Linked DNA regions of Homo sapiens: region 1 is linked to region 2. Evidence: chromatin loops called from intact Hi-C (ENCODE). Cell type or tissue: HepG2. All regions are shown on one strand. Each heading gives the region's core, and the rest is flanking DNA. Links, peaks and the distances in the headings are about the cores only. Region 1 overlaps AOPEP (aminopeptidase O (putative)). Region 2 overlaps AOPEP (aminopeptidase O (putative)).

Region 1 (11,454 bases), core at 2,148-10,147, 52 kb before region 2:
ACTAAAATTAGATAATGATGACGGTTGAACAATCTTGTAAATATACCAAAAACCACTGACTTGTAGACTTTCAAAGGGTTAACTTTATGGTATGTGAATTTTATCTCAATAAAGTTGCTATGAAGAAACAATGAAGCTTTTCAAAAGAGATAAACGGGCTGGGTGTGGTGGCTCACACCTGTAATCCCAGGACTTTAGGAGGCCAAGGTGGGCAGATCACCTGAAGTCAGAAGTTCAAGACCAGCCTGGCCAACATGGTGAAACCCCATCTCTACTAAAAATACAAAAATTAGCAGGGTGTCGTGGCAAGCGCCTGTAATCCCAGCTACTCGGGAGGCTGAGGCGGGAGAATCACTTGAATCTGGGAGGTGGAGGTTGCAGTGAGCCGCGATCGCACCACTGCACTCCAGCCTAGGCGACAGAGGAGAATCTGTCTCCAACAACAAAAAAACAACAAAAAAGAGAGAAGCAAACGAAGAACTGAACAGTTTGGTTAAGAGAGCAGTAAGAGTTCCATGGGAAGTGAAAATCAAAACCTCCGAAGTCATGGTAAATACAATGCACTTATTTAACACTGCAGTCTCTTGGTGAGAAGTGGCTTCAAGCAGTAGGAATTTGTACTAATCAGTCAACCAAGCATGTAAGACTTCTGAACCAGTTTTCGAATTGCTTTTCCAAATATATGCTTAGGGAGGATTTTCCCCACACCCAGTACAAAAATAAAAAGAACATAGAGGAACAGCCATCCGGTCTTGTTACGCTCATGTGATTCTTCCATCTGTGTTCAAATTATACGTGCACATCCTTTACATCTAACACTGGAGATAATGAGACTCACAGCTGTATATGAGCACAATTATCAAATATGAAAAAGGTCCATTAGTCCAATCTATGCTAAGGATGCATCACCTATTTTCTATTAGTTATGAGTGTCATTTTTCAGAGCCTGCCACTCCTTGTTAACTTCCTTGCTATGTGCTGCTTGGCCCCATGCCCATACGAGCTGACAGGGTCTCTCTCTGATAGTTTTGTGGCCAGGCTGTCTGCATATTTCAGTGTATCTGGTTATTAATCTATTGATCAAATATTTATGGAGTACCTACTGTGTGCCAATCATGTGCTAAGTACTGGTGAAATAGAATGGTCTGGCCTTGTTGGGCATATACGTAGAGTGGAGGACAGCGAAAAGAAACAAATAGCCCCATGATGAAAACATAATTACAGACAATGGCAATGACAATGAAGGCAATGGAAAGGGCAAAGGGGTGGGACACGTGAGCCTGGATGCAGATCTGTTTAGCCGGGTGACTTGGAGCCTGTGGCGTTCAAACTGAAAACTAGAAGGTAAGAAGGAGGCAGTCTTCCAAAGATAAGTCCAGGTAAAGAGAACGGCAGGATTGTTTTATTTTTGTCTTTAACTATCACTGTGTACGAGACAGCTTTGGGTTATAGTTTATTTCAAAACTACAGAGAGATCACCTTCCCTGAAGCAACCCTTTCTTTGTGTCCATTTCATTAACTTCCTATTTTTCCCACTGCATTAAATGGGAAACCTTTTCCCTACTCTTTAATACTGGCATAATCTAATCTTCATGTGCCATACCCCCTCCAGTCATACATCATGGACTCATGAGGACCCATAAGTTACCTGGGAAAGAATCAGCTGTCCATGAAATGTGTGCACAAATTTTCTTAAAAATGAAAAATAGGTTTCATCTCCAAGTCTTTTGGCAAGAAACCGAAGAAGGAAGTAGCCCTAGAAGAAAGAAAAAAGAGAGAGAAAAAGAGGCCTACCATGAGTTCATAAAAAAATGGTTATATAGTCAGCCCTACCTAACCCATAGTGCACTTGTGCATCTAGAATGTGCCGTCCTACCTGTCCCTGGCTGCCCTTTCCATTTTCACCAGGAAGGCGTGGCCTGGAAATTAATTAGTTCTCAACTCCTTTGTTAATGTTGTCATCATTTTTGTTTGGACTTGGTTCACATGAAGGCTGGTTGTCCATCGCAGATGAAAAGAGAAGAGAGACCCAGTTCTTCTCTACTCCCCCTACCAGGAAAGGCCTTCACGACAGAAAACACTTCCTTCTCACCCATGTCTTTCAGTTGGAACCTGACAGCAAAGTGAGAGTTCTGCTCCTCAGGCAGGGAGAACAGAGGTACAGGGCAGGGAATATTTCAGCCTTTGTTCATTCAGTCTTTCCTAACTTGGTCTCCTTTTTTGGGCATGAAGTGCTTTAATTACTGAACGCTCAGATATCTGGCCAGTCAGATATCATTACAGTATTTTCACCTCAGTCTTGTTACTAATCATCATTGTTTAATTGTGTGGCCTAAAAAGTGCTGCACCACAATCACTGGCTTCTGCAACTGACATGTGCTTACCTTTAAATAATGCACCTGCATGAAGATCTTCTCCGGATTAAGTCCATGCTTGATAACAGATGCTCCCGAGTCACTTGTGTGGCCAGTTTTGTCTTTACTGGGTCTAAAACGATTTAGTAACAATTTATTTAAGTATAGCACATTCTTAAGTAATTAGGTCATAATAGCATCTTATTTGTTATTTTCAGAGTTGCTCAATATCATCCTGATTCTATTCAACAGTACCAGGTATAATTTAGAACAGTTTGTATTACATACTCGTCTACGGGATTTATATTTGGGTTGGGAACCTGAAGTTGGCTATTGGCAAATATTTTACATCAATTTATCCAAAATTAAAGTCTGCCAGACCCTCAAGGGTTCTAAGCTCTACTATAAATTATCTAAGAACGTATACCCTTTTTTGATGACAGACTGGGAAATGCAATGGAAAATGAAGCTTTACTTGGAAAAGTAAAGAACTTATATCTCTTTCAAAAAATTTTGAAAGCCTCAATGTTATCCACTTCTCTGGATTTGCACTTAGTAATTAAGGCTCCTTTAATAAATATTTGTACTTTCCACCCATATTAGAATTACAAAAAAAGGTCATAGAAGCTCATGTTTTTAGAACAGGTGGGAACATCAAGAATCACATACTTCAACTTCCTCATTTCACACAAGGTAAACTGAGGCACACAGACATTAGTTCTACAGTAAGTTTGTCCAACCCACAGCCCATCCATGGGCCACATGTGGCCCAAGATGACTTTGAATGCAGCCCAACACAAATTCATAAACTTCTTAAAACATTACGAGATTTTTTTGCGATTTTTTCCTTAGCTTATCAGCTGTCGTTAGTGTTAGCTTATTTTACACATGGCCCAAGACAATTCTTCTTCTTCCAATGTGGCCCAGGGAAGCCAAAAGATTGGACTGGATAGTCACGGTCCACTCAAAGTCTTTTTTTTCCTTCGAGTCAGGGTTTCACTCCCATCACCCAGGCTGGAGCGCAGTGGTGCGATCTTGGCTCACTGCAACCTCTGCCTCCTGAGCTCAAATGATCCTTCTGCTTCAGCCTCCCAAGTAGCTGGGATTACAGAAGCCTGCCACCGTACCCAGCTAATTTTTGTTTTTTTCTGTAGAGATGGGGTTTCGCCATGTTGGCCAGGCTGGTCTCGAACTCCTGAGCTCAAGCCATCCGTCCACCTCAGCCTCCCAAAGCGTTGGGATTACAGGTGTGAGCCACCACGCCCAGCTTTATGCCTTGTTTTGATTTGTAGTGACATTAGGACTGAAACCAGCGACTCCTTATTCTCCATGAAGATCTTTTCCACTGTGCTATTTGGCTTTAAAATTTTAAATATTTTAAATAAAATGTAACAGATCCTTTGGGCCATCTAGTAAAGATTTGTGCAGTGTTACAGTATAGCTTCAACAGCTGAATCAAAATAAGTGAGGAGGTATTTACAGCTTTCGGCTGTTCTAAAACCGGCCACTCACTGGATCAACACTGAGGAGTGTTGAGGTGAAGGAAGGCAAGGAACCACGAGAGGGTTGGTGCATCAGAAAAGCAAGGGGTTATTTTAAAAGGTAGTGTGGTGGTGCAGAAGGTATGCAGCCTTTGGAATATGAGACCTAGTTTAGACTAGCAGCCTTACTTCTTACTACCTGTTACTTACTAACCTTCATTTACTCACTTGTAAAATGGGAATAATCCTACCCACCTTCCCTGATCCTGCAGAGAATAACTGAAATAATACATTGCAAAGCCCCTAGCAAGGGCCAGGGATACAGAAATTACCTAATAAACTTAATAAAATATTCCATTTTAGCAAACAGGATCCCTGATTAAGTCTTAGCTGAATACTCTGGGACATTATCCCAGCAGACACAAGGCACAGAATCAGCAGATACCTAAAGGAAAGATGATGATGAAAACCATCAGAGCTAACTGCATACTTTTCATTTTTCTACTCGATCCCTGACTTACCTACATGCCCACACTTGTAAGAATAACTAATCCATTTCATCTTCATTTAAGACTCCCCTGAAAAGAATCAGCTTTTTTCACTGCTCTCAGGTTTGTCCTGCCATGCAATGTTTTTGTAAGAAAGCCACACTAGCTTTGATAAGGAAAGCCCATCACCCACTGTCTGGGGGAAGGGAGACTTCTCAAGAGTCAGTCTGAACTCAAACTAGGTTGCCCAGCCCTAAGACAGGCAGAGTTGCCGTGCGTCTTTTTTGCCCTTGAGCCCTGAATTGAGACTGCTCGAAGGGGAGGAACACAGAAGAATGATGTAAATCTCTGCTCAGAAGGCTGGCTTCCAGGTTCCAGTTCCCAATGACGCCTTCAGTTGCTGTTTTTTCCTTTGCCTAAAAATGTCCTTCCCGAAAGCATCCCTCTCTAACTCTCTTCTTCCATCCTCTCCAAATGAAGAAGTGCTCAAGAAAATTCTTCCTGCTGACAGCATTCAAAGCCAATATACAAGTCCCCAAGAGATTCCTTTGATAGCAGCTTGCTGCTGGAGAGGGCAGTGCACAGGCAAGCTTTGCAAGAAATCAGAGGGGGTGGTTTCTAGGAGGAAATGACACTCTATGAATGGAAACAGGAAACTTCCATCTCTGTGCTACTCTGGTTCTCACAATGCTACTAATACCAGGTCTGCGTAGAGAGACAAAGTACCGGAGAAAGCAGATGAACTACAACCACACACAGTAACACAGATGACTCTCACAGGTCAGCCAAAGAAGTCAGGTCCACGAAGTGCACACACACATGTACAAGTCCATGTCAATGAAATCCAAGAACAGGCAAAACTGACCTATGGGGATAGAGATCAGAATAATGGTCACCTTGGGAGGGAGTGTTGACAGACAGCAGAGAAACAGGAAGGTTTCTGAGATGCTGGGACTGTTCTATAGATTGATCTGAATGTACTTTCATGGGGATAAATCATAAAAATCCTTTGAGCCATCTAGCAAAGACTTGTGCACTTTAATGTATCTATGTTATGTTTCATTTAAAAACTTAAGCGATGCACGTACATGAAACAGCATACACTTGCGAGCAGGAAAGGCCATCAGTCTAGAAAAGGGGCTTTGCCACTCATGTGCCACTGGCACACGACTAGGATGAACTAAGCCCTATGCACCTGAGGACCAATGCAAAATTTTTTTTAAAATGACAGTGTGAGAGGCAGGAAGGGCTGTGGCAAATCCAACTGGTCGGTCTACTCCCATTCTCATTTGCCTTCTTCCTTGCCACTTGTATGACTGAATCTGAAAAGCTAATGCTCATTTTCTAAGTGTCTCTTGCAGCTGTGGCACTTAGTCCAGGCCAAAATGAAAAAAGCAGATGTCTGCTGTGATTCCATGCTGGGTGGGGTTCTGGGAAAGCTTTTGCTTTCCTTATAAAGGGGGAAAATGTGACTGCTACCGCACCTCTTCCCCACAAGCCTGGTGGATGGAGCAGTGATGGCCATCTTGCAACCATGAGGCAGCAAACCAGGATTCTGTGGAGAGCAGAATGGACTGAAGGAAGGCAAACAGCCTTTACTATCATCATGCTGCTCCTGGCCAGCCTGGGGATGCCTGCCTTCTGACTTTGTATTGTGTGTGAAAGATAACTACCATTTGTTTAAGTCAACCATTGCTTTATTGCTGCAATAATTGTAGCCAGATTCGTTTCTAACTGGACTAGTACTAACAGCTAACGTTTCCTGGTTATCCTCTGTGCCAGGTACTCAGCCAAGCTCTTCTTATTATGCATCACACCCTCTTCCCTCATAAGATCCTGATGAGGCCACATCCTGTTTATGCCCATTTAAAAGTTAAAGAAAGTGAGTCCTAGAGAAGACCACAAAACTGGTTAGTGGCAGAGTCGAGGTTAAGAACCCAGGTCCACAGAACACCAAAGTCCTTGCTACACTCTGGGGCCCCCCCAAGATCCAGGTCCCCATCTTGGCTGTGCCAAGTACTAAGTGGAGAACCTTAGAGGAATTGCTTACCCTCCCTGAAGCTCAGCTTCCTCACCTGTAAAGTCTGCAGTGAGGCTCAGGTCATGTGGAAGCATTCCATAAAAGCAAAAGTGTTCAGTATCTCTTAGACATTACACTCTGGTGTTTATTTCTTTGGCTGGAATACATGGAATGTGAGAGATCAAGTTACCAAGGTCATCTGAGCTCAAATGCCCTTGGTTTCTGTTGTACTTGGCACCAAATGCAACAACTGAGATTGACGTGCCCTTTCCCTTCCCCACGCCTTCCTTTTCCACCACAACCACAGAGGCAATGTGGATATTTAAAGAGTGGGCAGGTGGCAGTGATATTTGATACATAATGATTTGATTTCGAATCGGGCCTCCTGAAGAAAGGTCCAATCCTGCAGGATAACCCCAAGGGTGGGATTTGAGAAAATGCCTCTGAACTGTCCTCTGGCATGTCAGCTGGGTCTGAATACCCACCTGCTGCTCTGCCCCCACCCAGGCGGGCCCTCCAGCAGCACTCTTCCTCTCACACTCCCAGCAGTCAGCATGAGAGCCACAAGAGATTCTTCAACTATAAACCTGCTGCTGCCACGCCTGAGCCAGGGACTAAGCATCCCAGAAATGAGACAGAAGGGAATTAATGATCATTTCAACATCTCAGTGTTTCTGTTAGTCGCAGCTGCCCCACCAGGTTTGACAGCTTTGAGAGCAGGACCTCACTCACCCTGCAACAATGGAGGAAGTGAAATCTGACCCTTGTGTAGAGACTGGCCAACAGTGCCCATCTGAGCCCCAGATGCACAGGTGAGACCTGCAGGGGAAGGAGCATGACCACTGGGTGAGGGCTTGGACCCAAGTCTCTCCACTGCCATGTGATCTTGAACATAAGCCCCATGCAGTCCGGCTCCCTCATCTGTGAAAAGGTGACAGTAAGAGTCACTGGGGCAGCTCCCAGAGCTGAGTGGCACCAGAGCACTCAGCCAGAGCTCCTCCTGGCATTCAGTAGCTCAATGTAAATGTGGCTATTATCTGCGTTCTGTGTTCCGACTATGTTCTGACTGAGCCTCCAGTAGCATCAACTAAACCTTCCTCTGACAGGCAAAGACATTAAGAAGACATGGCACCATAGTTACGCATGTGAGATGCTGTCATGGGGGAAAGCTGGGGGAGGGGACACAGGAACTCACTCTACTACTACAGTAATTTCTTGGGAGTCTAAACCTATTCCAAAATGAAAAGGTTTTAATGACACCACACACAAATGTAGCCTATACTCTCCCTTGGTGAGACTGCTGATTTTGAATGCAAACCCTTTAAGGGCTGGTCTTTAAGCTTGCTCCTTGACTCATCATCATCAGAAAATAAATAAAAGAAACAACAAATTTCAAGAGCCACATAAAGTCCTACTAAGCTAGGTCTGGGCATCTTCCTTACACACTCATCCCCTTGGTCTACACCGCTCCACGAAGACACCTCTGGGTAAAAAATGAAGGCAGAATGATGAAAGCACAGGAATTCTCTATCCACTGTTTGTTTTCGGTGACAATTTTCCTATCTATAAACTGTGAATAATGAACATTTGCCACTGACTAGCATTTGCAGTGCTACCAAAAGGTTGTGAATAAACCTTTAACTAATAAATTTGTATTGTATCAACACCGCTGGTATTTGGCAGGTGTGACTGTCTGTATGCTTTTCAAAATGGATTTAACAGCTACCCAGCAGGAAGGGCTTCCCCACTGGGACCATCAGCCTGCAGCAGACACAGAAAGATATTCCTCTGGTGTTGAAAAAGGCAATTGCTAAGATGATTTAAGACAGAAGGAGGATCCCTCTGAGGAGCCACGGGAAAATAAACAAGGTTTATTCTGTCCTCCTGAGAGTGAAAGGACCCAGTGGTGGGTACCCATAAGAAGTCTCAGCGTCCCGGGTCGGCTGCTAAAGAAGGTGATAAGGAGAAACTCTGTAGTTAGCAGAACTGTGGAAAATGCAAACAAACTCCACACATTTTAATAATCAGGGTGGGAAAATGAAAGATGAAACTCAGAAAAGCAATGAGTATCAACACAAAACCAAAATGTCCTCAGGTCTTGATTGCCCATGTATCAGAAATTCCTCTGAGAAGCAAAACACCACATGGAGAAAAAATAAGAAACCAATCAATGCAATGGTCTGAGTGCTATATTGTCCCATTCAACACAGCAAGCGATGATCTAGACACATTCTCAAAAGAGACAGAGAAAAACGGAGAGCCAAGACACCCATGTGACTGCACAGGCAGTTTCTGCTAAGGGTGGTTTTCAGAGAACACAGACAATAGTTGAACGGGATGCTGGAGAAAGGAAAAACCCACGCTACATAAAGAGAGCTGGGAGGCTGTAAAATGACTGCCAAGAAGGCAAAACTTCAGGATGGGCTAGTGGAGAAGGCCCAGGACAACAAAAAGGGCTTTGGAGGTGAAGTTGGGAGCATAAGGAAGACCAGGTGCCAAGAGGTGGCAGAAAGAACAGAATGACTCAACTCCCATTTTGATTCAACTTTCCTGCCAAGGAGAATGATTTTCAAGCTACTCATGGTAGAATAAGCCCTGCTATGTGGGAACTGCTGCTTGGTACTGGTAGACAGGGCTCCTTCACCCTTTAAAGGAGTTCCCATTCCAAGTCCAGGTGAGGGACAGGCTATAGCTCTGAAAGCTTCCACCTGTGATATGTGATCACAGATCTCTGCGGGGAGGATCAATTCACACAGACAATGAGAAAGAAGCTGAAGGAGGTAGACAGCTATTCCGATTTGCAAAGATAAGAGATGGGGGGCGGGGCAAAATTTGTGATGACGTTATTGAACAGTTTGTGAGCACTTAAAAGAGAAAATGATGAACTACAAGAGTTAGAATGGGATCCTGAGGGCCAATTCCAGAAATTCAGTGGGGCATCTTGACTTCTGCAAGGCAGCTAGTAGAATGGATGTGGTGGAGAGCATGCAACGGTGAGCATATGGTAGTTGTTTCACGGCTTTATACAAGGCTAAAAAACAGAGCCCCAAGGGTGTTGATTAATTATTTGCTATAACCTGGATGGAGATCCTTAGGTCTGTGCCTAAGGAATGGTGATTTACTGGCTTAACAGATTTGCCTATGAGCTATAGTTGGGAGTCTACCTGGTTGACTGACAGCATCCACAGTCAAGAACAGCAACCGCAGGCTGAACTGAGGGTCCAATGAATAAGAAGAAAATATCTAATAGAGAGAAAGAGTTTTTAAAAAATTAACTGTTTGCCTATGAAAAATATTTAGTATATTTAATTTTCTGTAAACTCAACATGTAGCAGGAGGTGACTGCTGTGGCTTCCAACATAGTAAGCACAAGGGTGGGCTGGATCAACAGGAGGAATGCAAATGTAATGGGAATCCCACTGGGGGAGGTGATGTGGAGAGGAGCAGTTAGGAGCTGGGCTCTGGGGTCAGATGCGCCTCTGCTTTCACCCCAGTGCTGCTGCTTACTCGCTGTGCAGATAAGGCTGACTGCTTAATATCTCCATGCACCTGCTTCCTCCTCTATCAAATGGGGAGGAAAATGGTACTATGGTACCAGCACTTCTCTCACAAGGCCATTTTGGGATCAAATGAGATAATGTATATAGAATGCTTAGGACAGTGTTTGGCATATTAAAAGCACTCAAAGAATGTTATTAAGGAGGAAAAATGCATGGGACTTGGAATGGTAGAACTGCCATGACAAGGTGTATTATACTGAATGTAAAAATGAAATATGGGGCTGGGTGCAGGGGCCCAAGCCTGTAATCTCAGCATTTCAGGAGGCCAAGGCAGAGGATCCCTTGAGGCCAGGAGCTCGAGACCAGCCTGGGCAACAAAGCGAGATGTGGTAGTGCTCGCCTGTAGTCCCAGCTACTCAGGAGGCTGAGGTGGGTGGATCACTGAGCCCAGGAGTTCAAGGCTGCAGTGAACTTTGATTGCGCCACTGCATTCTAGCCTGGGCGACAGAGAAAGACCCATCTCTTAAAAGAATAACAAAAGGCCGGGTGCGGTGGATCACGCCTGTAATCCCAGCACTTTGGGAGGCCGAGGCGGGTGGATCACGAGGTCAGGTGATTGAGACCATCCTGGCTAACACAGTGAAACCCCGTCTCTAATAAAAATACAAAAAAAAAAATTAGCCGGGCGTGGTGGCAGGCGCCTGTAGTCCCAGCTACTCGGGAGGCTGAGGCAGGAGAATGGCGTGAACCCAGGAGGCGGAGCTTGCAGTGAGCCGAGATCGCGCCACTGCACTCCAGCCTGGGCGACAGAGCGAGACTCTATCTCGAAAAAAAAAAAAAAGAATAACAAAAAAGAAACATGGTATATATATATATCTGAGTGAATCCCACTGGATGAACACTTGTCCTTCCTTTCTGGATGATCCAGATCCAGGGGTGCAATAACAGTTCCACTCCATGCTTCATGGGTGGCGCCTCAAAGCAGGCTGTGTTCAGTTCAGTTGTCACATTTGGAGAAGACCACTGTCAACAAAGAGAACAACCAAGGACCAAGCCCAAGAAAGCGAACGTTCTCCCAGGCATGCGGTATATATGCTAAATTCACCCAAAAAAGTGACCTATTGGTCAGGAAAAGAAAGAAGAGCCTTCAGATACGTAGATTGTTTTGGTGGGAGCAAGGCGCATTCTGTGCAATTCTGGAGATAAGAGCTAAGAGGACTGCGCAGATGTTACAGGAGGCAGATTCCAGCCAAATCTGAGAAGGGCCATTCTAAGGATCAGGCTCTTCCTACAGGAAATCTGCTGTTTGTTAGTGCAATGAGACCTGGATCCTGGAACTGCTCAGGTAGAAGCTGAGCACAGGAAATCTGCTGTTTGCTAGTGCAATGAGACCTGGATCCTGGAACTGCTCAGGTAGAAGCTGAGTGGCCATCTGTCAGGCACAGGGAAGGTTAGGCAAAATCACTTTTAAGGTCCTTTCTGACTCTAATATCTACAATTTTAAGAGACTGTACAGCCCGGAATATATTTAAGCTAAAGCATGTGAAGGAAAACATTATTCATCCATTCAGTAGAGTCAAGAGGTTTGCTACATAGCTTTGGCCTTGCTAA
Region 2 (11,454 bases), core at 1,345-9,344:
CAAAAGTCTGTAAGACAAACCATTCATGCTGTCAAACCCCCTAAAACCCTTTCAGCAAATAATGAAATCCATCAGTGACAAATGTCAACATACTAATTTGTTAAATGCAAAACAAAAGCAACATTCAGACAAGGCGCTTCATTTCATGTTATATCAGCACTCCAATTTGTACCAAGTTTATGGCAACCCACAGATCATGCAATATTAAACAGGGCTGTATTATAATGACTAAAACTGGAACAATAAACTCCCCTTAGCTAGACTGCTAATAAAGCAGCTGAAATACGTGCTATGATTCTAGTACATTCAACTCCTTCCAAACTACTAGAAATTCTACAAAGATACCTATTGCTAATAATTTGGTTTAACCCAAATATATGGCTTTCAGATGGATAAGAAACTTGAAACACAAAAGTGAAGTCCCAGAGAAGACTTTAGAAATCATTTAATCCAATAAGACCAATTAGAGCAAAACAAAATTCTTAAAGGTATGAAATATGTAATAGGACATTCTTGATTTTTATTATTGGTCATGATTTTCAAAAACAGATATTTTAACTGAAACTATCCCATTCCACAATTCTGGAAGACTTTTTAAAAAGCCCAAAAGAAACAACTCACAGATGCCGAGATTCAGAGCTCTATCTGCAGGGTGTGAGGGAGAGGCTCTGAGTAATGTTTCTCCGTGACTTTTTTGAAAAAAACTGCTTCAAATAATACCCAGTGCCCCATGTGACTTCAGGCCAAGTTCTTTACCTCTCTGGCCTCAGTTTCATATAAATGAAAACCACAGCCACTGTGCAGGGAAGCTGTAGGATTTCTAGTATCATGTATGCAGTGGGTAGGTATTCCATATCTTTTTGATACATGAATGCCTTGGTCAGGCTTTCCTCAGATTGGTTGATTTCATCTCCTTTACTTCTGGAGGGATTAATTTAGTTGGGCTCTTGGGCAGCTCAAATGCAGATGCAGCAAAGGACACTATTCACATGAAAGGAAGGCAAAATTGAGTAGTTACGGTATGTAGTCATCAAATGGCAATCACAAATGTTTTAGTAATTTTTTTTTTTTTTAAGAAACAGAGTCTTGCTCTGTTACCCAAGCTGGAATGCAGTGGCACAATCATAGCTCACTGTAACTTTTTAAACATTTTTTGAACTTTTTTTTTTTTTTTTTTTTAGACAGAGTCTCACTCTGTTGCCCATGCTGGAGTGCAATGGAGCAATCTCAGCTCACTGCAACCTCCTTCTCCTGAGTTCAAGCAATTCTCCTGTCTTAGCCTCCCTGGGATTGCAGGTACCCACCACCACACCCAGCTAATTAGCTCACTGTAACCTTGAACTGCTGGGCTCAAGTAATCCTCCTGCCTCAGTCCTCCAAGAAGCAAGGACTACAGGTGCATGCCACCACACCCAGGCAAACTTGAAAACTGTTTTTTTTTTTTTTTTAGAGATGGAGTCTTGCTACATTGCCCAGGCTGGTCTTGAACTCCTGGCCTCAAGCAATCTTCCCACCTCAGCCTCCCAATGTACTGGAATTATAAGTGTGAGCCACTGCACTGGCAGGTGATATTTTTACAAGTGTATCTAGTTGGATTTCCATGTATCTTCAACCAATTCGATTACTGTAAAGAGATGATGAGGATGACACCTGCTATCACAGATCCATTTGCTACCACTTTCCCCCACAATGGGGCCTGCTGCCTGTTATGATCTTTGAAACAGAAGCAAACAAGCAGAGATACTTCAAGAAACCTGAAATGCAAAAGGCTATCAAGAAAAGGTTTTAAGGCCAGGCATGGTGCCTCATGCCTGTAATCCCAGCACTTTGGGAGGTTGAGGTAGGTGGATGACTTGAGGTCAGGAATTCAAGACCAGCCTGGCCAACATGGTAAAACCCCGTCTCTCCACAAAAAAGACAAAAATTAGCCGAGTGTGGTGGCAGGTGCCTGTAATCCCAGCTACTCGGGAGGCTGAGGCAGGAGAAGTGCTTGAACCCGGGGGGCAGAGGTTACAATGAGCCAAGATCGGGCCACTGCACTCCAGCCTGGGAGACAGAATGAGACTCTGTCTTCAAAAAAAAAAAAATCTTTCGGGTTCAAGAGATTCTCCTGCCTCAGTCTCCCGAGTAACTGGGATTACAGGCATGCACCACCACACCAGTGAACTTTGTATTTTTAGTAGAGACAGGGTTTCTCCATGTTGATCAGGCTGGTCTCAAACTCCCAACCTCAGGTGATCTGCCCACCTCGGCCTCCCAAAGTGCTGGGATTACAGGTGTGAGCCACGGTGCCCGGCAAAAAAAAAAAAGATTTTAAAAAGAGCTTTAAATTTTCTTTCAAATGACACACAGATACAGAGCCCCAGGGGAACACACCCACAAGTACACACACACAGCATATTTCTATCTAAGAAAATTCTAGGAAACTGAAGACCAGAAAATGTATGTACCTAAATTGTGACAAATGAGACAGATGAACACATCTTTGCAGAAGAAAAGTGACATAATCACTAGTACTAATGTCTTGGGTAAATTCTCAACTAGGCAATTGGTATTTGAGACAGGCAGGTCTAAACTACCATTCCTGACCATTTCTTTTGGATACAATACATTCTTATGCTTCTAGTCCTCAGAGGGGGTGTGGTATTGGGGGAGATGTTAAAACAGCTGCTGTCTCACCCCCGCAGTAAACTGTGTTTTAGCAGTTGACCCTGCTCACCCTAACCCCACTCCAGCTCAGTTTGCTGAGCTGAGGCACAGCACATAAAGCAAGATCCAGCCAGCTTTATTAGTTTCCTTTCTCACCTGCTGAACATCATTCACACAGAACCCTGTTAACCCTTCCTCACCCTTTCTGTGTGTGTAAGAAATATTAAATGACATACTCACTGGAAAGCTAAACCGTGTTTTTCCTCCCTGCTTAAACACTCAGTCAATTAACAATATACACAAGTCAACTTAGAGTTCTTGATACTCAAAGTGTGGTCTGTGACCAGGACCAGTGGTCCTGGTCTAGACACCTGGGCTCTTATTACAAATGAAGAATCTTAGCCTCTTCTCAGAACTGCTGAATTGAAATCTGCATTTTAACAAGATCCCCAATTCATTCATATGCACATTAAGGTATTTTATTAGCACTTTTTCTTTTCTTTTCTTTTTTTTTGAGACACAGTCTCACTCTGTCACCCAGGCTGGAGTGCAGTGGCGCGATCTCAGCTCACTGCATCCTCAGTCTCCCAAGTAGCTAAGATTACAGATGTGCTCCACGACGCCCGGCTAATTTTCTGTATTTTTAGTAAGGACGGGGTTTTGCTATGTTGGCCAGGCTGGTCTTGAACTCCTGGCCTCAAGTGCCCACCCACCTCAGCCTTCCAAAGTGCTGGGATTACAGGCATGTGCCACTGCACCCAGCCTTCTCAGCACTTTTCTACGTGAAAAGTTATTATACACATTTTAAGTGAAGGTTGTTGAAGATGCGAGGTGTTTTGTTTTTGTTTTTTCTCTTGTGGCTAGCAAAAGGTATGTGAGATACTGAGAAGCAGCGAGGAGTCCTAAGGACTCAAGGGTTAATCCGACAATCAGGAGAGAAATCCCACATTTAACAAATACTAGATAAACACCGATCATAGGTGGAAACTTGGGCTAGGTGTCAGGGACTTAAGGATGAATGAAGACAGTGCCCATCCTCCCATTTAAAACATGTACTATACTATACTATTAGGTGATTAAAGCCGCTACATTGAAAAAATACATTCTTGCTATGGGGGCTCAGAGGAAGAAGCAATCGATTCTTATTTGAGCAAACTTGAATACTCTATACTTTTTGGCCATTCTTCATTAAAAGCTGAAAGGGCCATAAGTATAAGTCAATTCCACATGAGTCAGAGAAGATTATGAAATTTTGATTTCTTGCTTATTGACAGTAACACATTCTAATTGTTTTGATAATGTCTCCCACCGAACCACTTACTGAAATGATGTTTCATATTACTTATTGAACTTCGCATGAATTACAAATAAAAAGCCAAATGGCAACCACCTTTTAACAGGAAGGAATATTGGAATGGCCAGTTTGCCAGGGTCTGAGAGAAAGTGGGCTGATCCAAGCACAGCATTATTGCAGGAAAGAGTTGAGCAAGTTCTAAAAAAATGGGCCCTTGGAAAGCATTCAACTTACTTGTGAGTCAGATGTGTCTTCACTGCAAAGCTTCGTGATTTTGTTTAAAGTCAGTTCCCAGAATCGCAGATCTATCCAGAACTCAAAGCTAAGTAGAAAACACACTCTAAAGCCAAATATAGATGACATTTGGATTGTCTACATGCCCCACTCTCCTCAAGCAGGGGAAACTGAAAGTTGACTAAGATACAGACATGCAGAGAAAAATGTTTCAAAGAATTATTCATATCGGATCCTGTTCCAAAGATGGTAGTCTGTTTCCCATGAAATCTTCTACTCGAGCACGATGAAACACTTTCCTAATGTCAGATGGGGCAGAGGCAGTGATAAATCAGGAAGAAGAAGATGAGGAGGAGGCAAGAGATTCTCCTGAGAGAGGGGGAAGCATGAGGAATACCCAGAAGGCTAAAGATGGTGAGAAAAACAGCTCTGCACTCACCTCCCGAAGGGCTGAATAATCGCCGGCCTCAGCAGATCATCTACCGAGGAGAATTACTTGACGACCTGGGAAGGATGGTGTTTTGGCCCTGAAACTGTGACCTGAAGAATAGTGCTTACATTAGCAGGCTACTGTGGTCCTCACAATCACCTTGGTGCCATTGAAAGTTTACAGGTTACAATATTCATAAATCACAGAATTTGGTTGCTAGAAGGGTCTTTTACCACTTCCTTTTACCCCCAGTCTCATTTCACAGACAAGAAAACTCAGGCTGAGAGGTTGGCTCACATAGCTAGCTAGTTGGCGGCGGCCAGCAGTCAGTCTGGCCTTCATCCTCTGACCCCCCTGCCCAGTGCTCTTCATATTATAACTGTGGTTTCTAACCTGGGTTCCCCAGACCCCTCCATCTCATTCAAGTCCACAGGAATCCATGAACTATGACTCACAGACTCATAGTTCAGTATTTCAAAAAGTTTACTTGAATCTATATATTTGGCTGGGGGGGAGGGGTCAGGTAACACATTAACCTGCTTGGGGCTAGATTTAACTCAGTAACTCAATAATTCTAATTATAGAGACAGTAAGTTGGGACTCAAGCAACCTACGTCTAAAAATTTTGTAATGCTTATTGAAAAGGGTTGTCTGTACTTTGTTCCAATTTCTTTGTTCTGAGAATTTTATATTTTTGTTTTTGTTTGTTTTTTTTTAGATAGGGTCCCACTCTGACACCTAGGCTGAAGTGCAGTGGTGCGATCATGGCTCACTGCAGCTTCAACATCCTGGGTTCACGCAATCCTCCCACCTCAGCCTCCCAAGTAGCTGGGACTACAGGTGCACACCGCCACGTCTGGCTAATTTGTAAATTTTTTGTAGTGATGGGGTCTCATTTTGTTGCCCAGGCTGGTCTCAAACTCCTGGGCTCAAGTAATTCTCCCATCTTAGCTTCCCAAAGTGCTGGGAATAAAAGTGTGAGCCACCGTGCCTGGCCTTCATAATTTTAATTATTAATAAGCTAACAGTTGCACGGTTAAAAAAAAGTCAATATAAAAAAATAGCAAATGTAACACAGTGAAACCTCGTCTCTACTAAAAAAAAAAAAAAAAAATAGCCGGGCGTGGTGGCGGGCGCCTATAGTCCCAGCTACTCCGGAGGCTGAGGCAGGAGAATGGCGTGAACCCAGGAGGCGGAGCTTGCAGTGAGCCGAGATGGCGCCACTGCACTCCAGCCTGGGCAACAGAGCAAGACTCCCTCTCAAAAAAAAAAAAAAAAAAAAAAAGCAAATGAAGAGGCAAATTATCTTCCCTCCTCCCATCAGTCCTCCACTTGGACTTTTTCTCCTCCAAGGCAACCAGTGTTAAAAAGGTATTACGAATTGCTCCAGAAAATATTTTAAGGTAATAAGGACAAATGCATGATGGACATTGCATTTTGTTTCTTCAGTTGATATTATACCAAGGAGCTTCTCCCACATTTGGTCTACTTAAGTCTTTTTATTTATTTATTTATTTGAGACAGTGCCCAGGCTCGCTCTGTCGCCCAGGCTGGAGTGCAATGGCGTGATCTCGGCTCACTGCAAGCTCCACCTCCCGAGTTCACGCCATTCTCCTGCCTCAGCCTCCTGAGTAGCTGGGACTACAAGCGCCTGCCACCACGCCCTGCTAATTTTTTGTATTTTTAGTAGAGACGCAGTTTCACTGTGTTAGCCAGGATGGTCTCGATCTCCTGACCTCATGATCCACCCGCCTCGGCCTCCCAAAGTGCTGGGATTACAGGCATGAGCCACTGCACCCGGCCTTTTTTTTTTTTTCATTTTATTTTTTATTTTTGAGACAGTCTTGTTCTGTCGCCCAGGCTGGAGTGCAATGGCGCGATCTGGCTCACTGCAAGCTCCACCTCCTGGGTTCAAGCGATTCTCCTGCCTTCAAGCGATTCTCCTGCCTCAGCCTTCCAAGTAGCTGGAATTACAAGTGCCCCACACCTGGCTAATTTTTGTACTTTTAGTAGAGATGAGGTTTCACCATGTTGGCCAGGCTGGTCTCGAACTCCTGACCTCAGGTGATCCGCCTGCCTCAGCCTCCCAAGGTGCTGGGATTACAGACATGAGCCACCACGCCTGGCCAGCTTCATTCTTTTTAAAGGCTGCATAGAATTCCACTGAATGGTGCAGCAGAATGCACATATCCTGGCCCCTCATGAGTTTCCAGAGCTTTGCTTTTACCAGCAATGCTGAAGTAAACATTCTTGCTTATTTAGCCACCTACACTTTGGTGAAATTCCTAGCAGTGGAAGTGCTGAGTCAAAGAGAGCATACTTTTAGGCTGGGCACAGTGGCTCATGCCTGTAATCCCAGCATTTCGGGAGGCTGAGGCAGTTGGATCACCTGAGGACAGGAGTTCTAGACCAGCCTGGCCAACATGGTGAAACCCCATCTTTACTAAAAATACAAAAATCAGCCAGGCATGGTGGTGCGCGCTTGTAATCCCAGCTACTCTGGAGGCTGAGGCAGGAGAATCGCTTGAACCTGGGAGGCAGAGGTTGCAGTGAGCCGAGATAGTGCTATTGCATTCCAGCCTGGGCGACAGAGCAAGTCTCTGTATCCAAAAAAAAAAAAAAAGGCATACTTTTGAAACTTCAGTAAATACTGCAAATGGCCCTCAAAGAAGTCACAACAATTTCTATCCCCACAAAAAAACAAATGAGAATGGCAGTTTCATTTGCCAGCTTTACTAATGAGTTAATTTTTATTTGGGGAGAGAGATTTTTATTAAAACATTTGTTAGAACACTTGATAAAATAAGAAACTTAGCCCTTTATTTGTCTACACCCCCTTTCATTTGTTGTATTTCTTTTTGTATTTCTTTCAATTAGAAGTTTGAAGTTTTTATTAAACATGTTTTATCACTATTTCTCTTTACAGCTTTTGAATTTTACTTTCTGACTCTAAAAAGTTTCCCACATATCAAGAATGCATTTATTTACTCATGTTTGTTTCCTACTGTGGTTTGATGTGCTTTTTTTTATTTAATATTTGATGTGGAATTTATTTTGGTGAAAGAAATATGGTATGCAGCTAAATTTCCAAATTGTGAATCGGATGTCTCAATAACATTTATTGATCAGTCCATCTTTTCTTCATTGATTTGAAATGCTCATTTCATCATATAAAAAAATCTGAATGTATTTGACTTTATTTTTGAGTTTTATTCTTTTACATTTCAAGGGCTTAATTTAACTTCTCAAGCAACAAACTATTCTGATTAATATATCTTTATAACATGTTTTAGATAGAAATATAATAGAACCCCTCATCATTACTCTTCAAAATTTTTTCCCATTCATCCTCACATTTATTTTTTCAGATGACTTTTTTAAACCTTTCCAAAAATATATATTTACATGTACATGACCAGGGAAATTTACTGAGGACAAACTATACACCTTATGTTTCACATTCAAATTTTGGTGCTTTTTAATTTAAATAAACATTTTACTTTAGTTTTAGAAACACAAAAGTTAAAACCAAAAACCAAAAAAAAAAAAAAAAACCCACAAAAGTTGAGACATTTGTCAAAATGTACAATGCTAATACAATTAACCAATATTAATATGTCATTATTAAAGTCTGTAGTTCACTCCGAATTCCTTAGTTTTTACCAGAATACCACATAACATTTAGTCTTCATGTCTCCTTAGGCTTCTCTTGCTTGAGACAGTTTCTCAGACATTCCTAGATTTTGATGACCTTGACAGTTTTAAGGTGTAATGGTCAAGTACTTTACAGAATGTCCTTCAATTTAGGTTTGTCTGAGATTTTTCAGTTAGACATGGGTTATAGGTTTTTAGGAAAAAGAATAGAGATATAAAGTGCGTTCTCATCACATCACATCAAGGAACCTGCTATCAACATGACATCACTGTTGATGCTAACCTTGATCACCCCGCAGAAGCAGCAGTCCAGTCTGTCAGGTTTCTCCACTGTAACGTTATTCTTTCCCCCCACTTTCCCTACTGTGACCTTTGGAAGGAAGTCACTATACACAGTCCACACTTAAGAGGCAGGGCATTATGTCCCATCTCCTCGGAAGGGGAGCATCTACATGCAGTATTTGGAATTCAGTACAGGAGATTCTTATTTATTCATTCCATAATTTATTCATATCATATAGACTCATAAGCATTTCTTTTCTGTGCTTTTCTAAATGGGAGCTCTTCTTCCATTATAACTGTTTGTTTGTAAATCAGAAAATGAATGATTTTTAAGAAGTTTATTTTGTAACCATCCATCTTATCGAGTTGTATTGTTTCTATTTTCCATTCAGTTGATCATCTTGGTTTTCCTATGCATCCTCCGAAAATAATGATAATTTTGCTGCCTCCTTTCAATAATTCTACCTCTAATTTCTTTCATTTATCTATTAGTATTGTCTAGAATAGAGATAGGCAAACATTCTCCATAAAAGGATAGCAAATATTTTAGGCTTTATAACATACAACCTCTGTCACAACTACTCATTTCTGCAGTTGTGGCATGAAAGCAGCCACAGACAATACATAAATGACTGGGCAATGCTGTGCTCCAATAAAACTTTATTTAAAAAGCACAGCCGAGTGCAGGGGCTCACATCTGTAATCTCAGCACTTTGGGAGGCCGAGGCATGTGGATCACCTGTCAGGATTTCAAGACCAGCCTCTCAAACATAGTGAGACCCTGTCTCTACTAACAGTACAAAAATCAGCTACTCCAGAGGCTGAGGCATGAGAACTGCTTGAACCCAGGAGGCGGAGGCTGCAGTGAGCTGAGATCATGCCACTGCACTCCAACCTGGGTGACAGAGGGAGACTCTGTCTCAAAAAAAAGAAAAAAGAAAAAAGCAGGCACTTGGCTTACAGGTAGTTTACTAACCATGAGTCTAGAATCCAAATATTATTACATAGTGATGGTGATGGTAGGTACCTTGTCTTGTTTTAATCTTAACTTTAAATAGAATTTTCTTTTGTTGTTTCATTACTAATATAATGCTAGCTTTTTTTTTTTTTTTTTCCTTTTTGTGTGTGTGAGACAGGGTCTTGCTCTGTCACCTAGGCTGGAGTGCAGTGGCATGACCACAGCTCACTTTAGCCTTGACTTTCCAGGTTCAAGCAATCCTTCTACCTCAGCTTCCTGAGCAGCTGGGACTACAGGTGCACACCACCATGCCCAGCTATTTTTTTTTTTTATTTTATTTTATTTTTTTTTAGTAGAGATGAGGTTTCACTGTGTTGCTATGTTGCCCAGGCTACTCTCAAACTCCCAGACTCAAGCAATCCTCCTGCCTCGGCCTTCCAATGTGCTGGGATTACATGTGTGAGCCACCACATCCAGCCTCATGCTGCCTTTTGATTACAAATACACACACACACAAACACACAGAGAGAGAGTTTACATAACATTAAAGAAATATCACTTCGTCCTATTTTCTCTAGAAGTATTTATTAGAAATATTATTGAATTTTGCTAACTGCCTTATTTGCAACTACTGAGTTTTGACATATTTGACCTATAAATATAAGTTTTCCTAACACATTTCTTAAGATGGAACCATCCTTACACTTTTAGGATAAAACCCATCTAGTTTGGGTTTATCATGCTTTTGATATGTTATTGAGTTATGTATGTTGTTTGTTATTTTTACATTGATATTTACAAATAAGAGTAGCTTATAGTATGTTATTGTTCTGTCTAACTTGTCAGGTTATGGCATTAGTATTTTGCTGGTCATAAACATAATTTGAAAGCCTTCCTTTCTATGAAAATATCTTTACAGTTAGAACTGACCTGTTTATTGAAATTTTGAGCAAATTCACTTATGAAAGAAACTCTGTGGGTCTGGTGTTTTTCCAGGAAAAATTCTTTGCTAACTTTCTTCCATGGGTATTGTTTACTTAGGTTGTCTAATAATTCATTCGGTATCAATTTTTGGTGACTCATATGTTCTTAGAAAATCATTTATTTCAGTCAGATTGTCAAAATTCTTTGCTGAAAAGTTCACAAAGTACTATATATGATTCTTTTAATTTCCTCTGCATCTGTTACTATTTGTCACTTATGATTTCTAATCCTCTGGATTAGTGAGTTTTTCTCTTTCCCCTCTTAATGCAGTTAGCCAATGTTATCTCTGTTTTATTGGTTTTGGCAATAAATCAACTTTTGTATTTGTCAATTCTGGTTTTTCTCTCATATCTTCTAATTAATTCATATCTGCTTTGATCTTTCTTTCTTTTGCATTCTGTAGGTTGATTTTATTGTTGTTTTCTAACCTCAGAAGTGATGTTAGACTATACATTTTTCATCAAGAACAATTTTGGTGGCATTCCATAGATTGAGCTATATATTGTTTTCTAGATATTCTGCATTTTGGGGTTAATTTATTCTTTGACCCAAAAGTTCAGAGAGGTTTTAGTAGAAGAGGGATAAATTGTTCTTCTTTTATTATTTCCTCATTTTATTACCTTACTGCATTGTGACCAAAGATAGTCTTATTTCTACTTTTGAGGAACTGATTGACATTTTTAGCAAGTCTTCCAATGTGATTAATTTCTACAAATGTTCCATGAACTGTCAGTTTATAAAGCAGACAATTACACATTTTACATTTTTCTTTCTAAGAAGAGAATAATGTTATTTCTGTATTATTGGTTTCTTAAGAGAAAGAGACCTGTCTTGTTCATTTTCTAACTCTAACACCTGGTATTGTATTTGGTACATAGCTGTTGTTCAGTAAAGGTAGGCTGAATGAATGAATGCTGTCTGTATTCAATGGGTTTATGTTTCTGAGGTTAACTGGCTCTGGAAAGCCTC

Evidence for each region. Peaks named below come from ENCODE experiments on the same cell type or tissue, not always from the same donor. Only the 100,000 strongest peaks of a DNase experiment are listed, where the experiment ranks them.
Region 1: it touches region 2 in a loop (4-fold over the local background); 8 of 110 quality-filtered maps call a loop at or near these places.

Annotation. Positions count from the first base shown.
Region 1 is chr9:94,946,210-94,957,663 of GRCh38, reverse strand. AOPEP (aminopeptidase O (putative)) reads right to left here. Exons shown (of 17, transcript NM_001193329.3): 8 at 2,385-2,487; 9 at 1,649-1,756. Among named protein-coding and RNA genes, the nearest start is that of AOPEP-AS1, 6.4 kb to the right of the region's middle. RefSeq lists silencers at 4,922-5,151, 7,052-7,230. In HepG2, for the core only: no CTCF peak of the experiment used is centred there; a DNase peak (open chromatin) is centred at 6,533.
Region 2 is chr9:94,893,618-94,905,071 of GRCh38, reverse strand. All of the region lies in intron 5 of AOPEP (aminopeptidase O (putative)), which reads right to left. Among named protein-coding and RNA genes, the nearest start is that of AOPEP-AS1, 46 kb to the left of the region's middle. In HepG2, for the core only: no CTCF peak of the experiment used is centred there; a DNase peak (open chromatin) is centred at 5,051; H3K4me3 peaks cover 1,766 bases.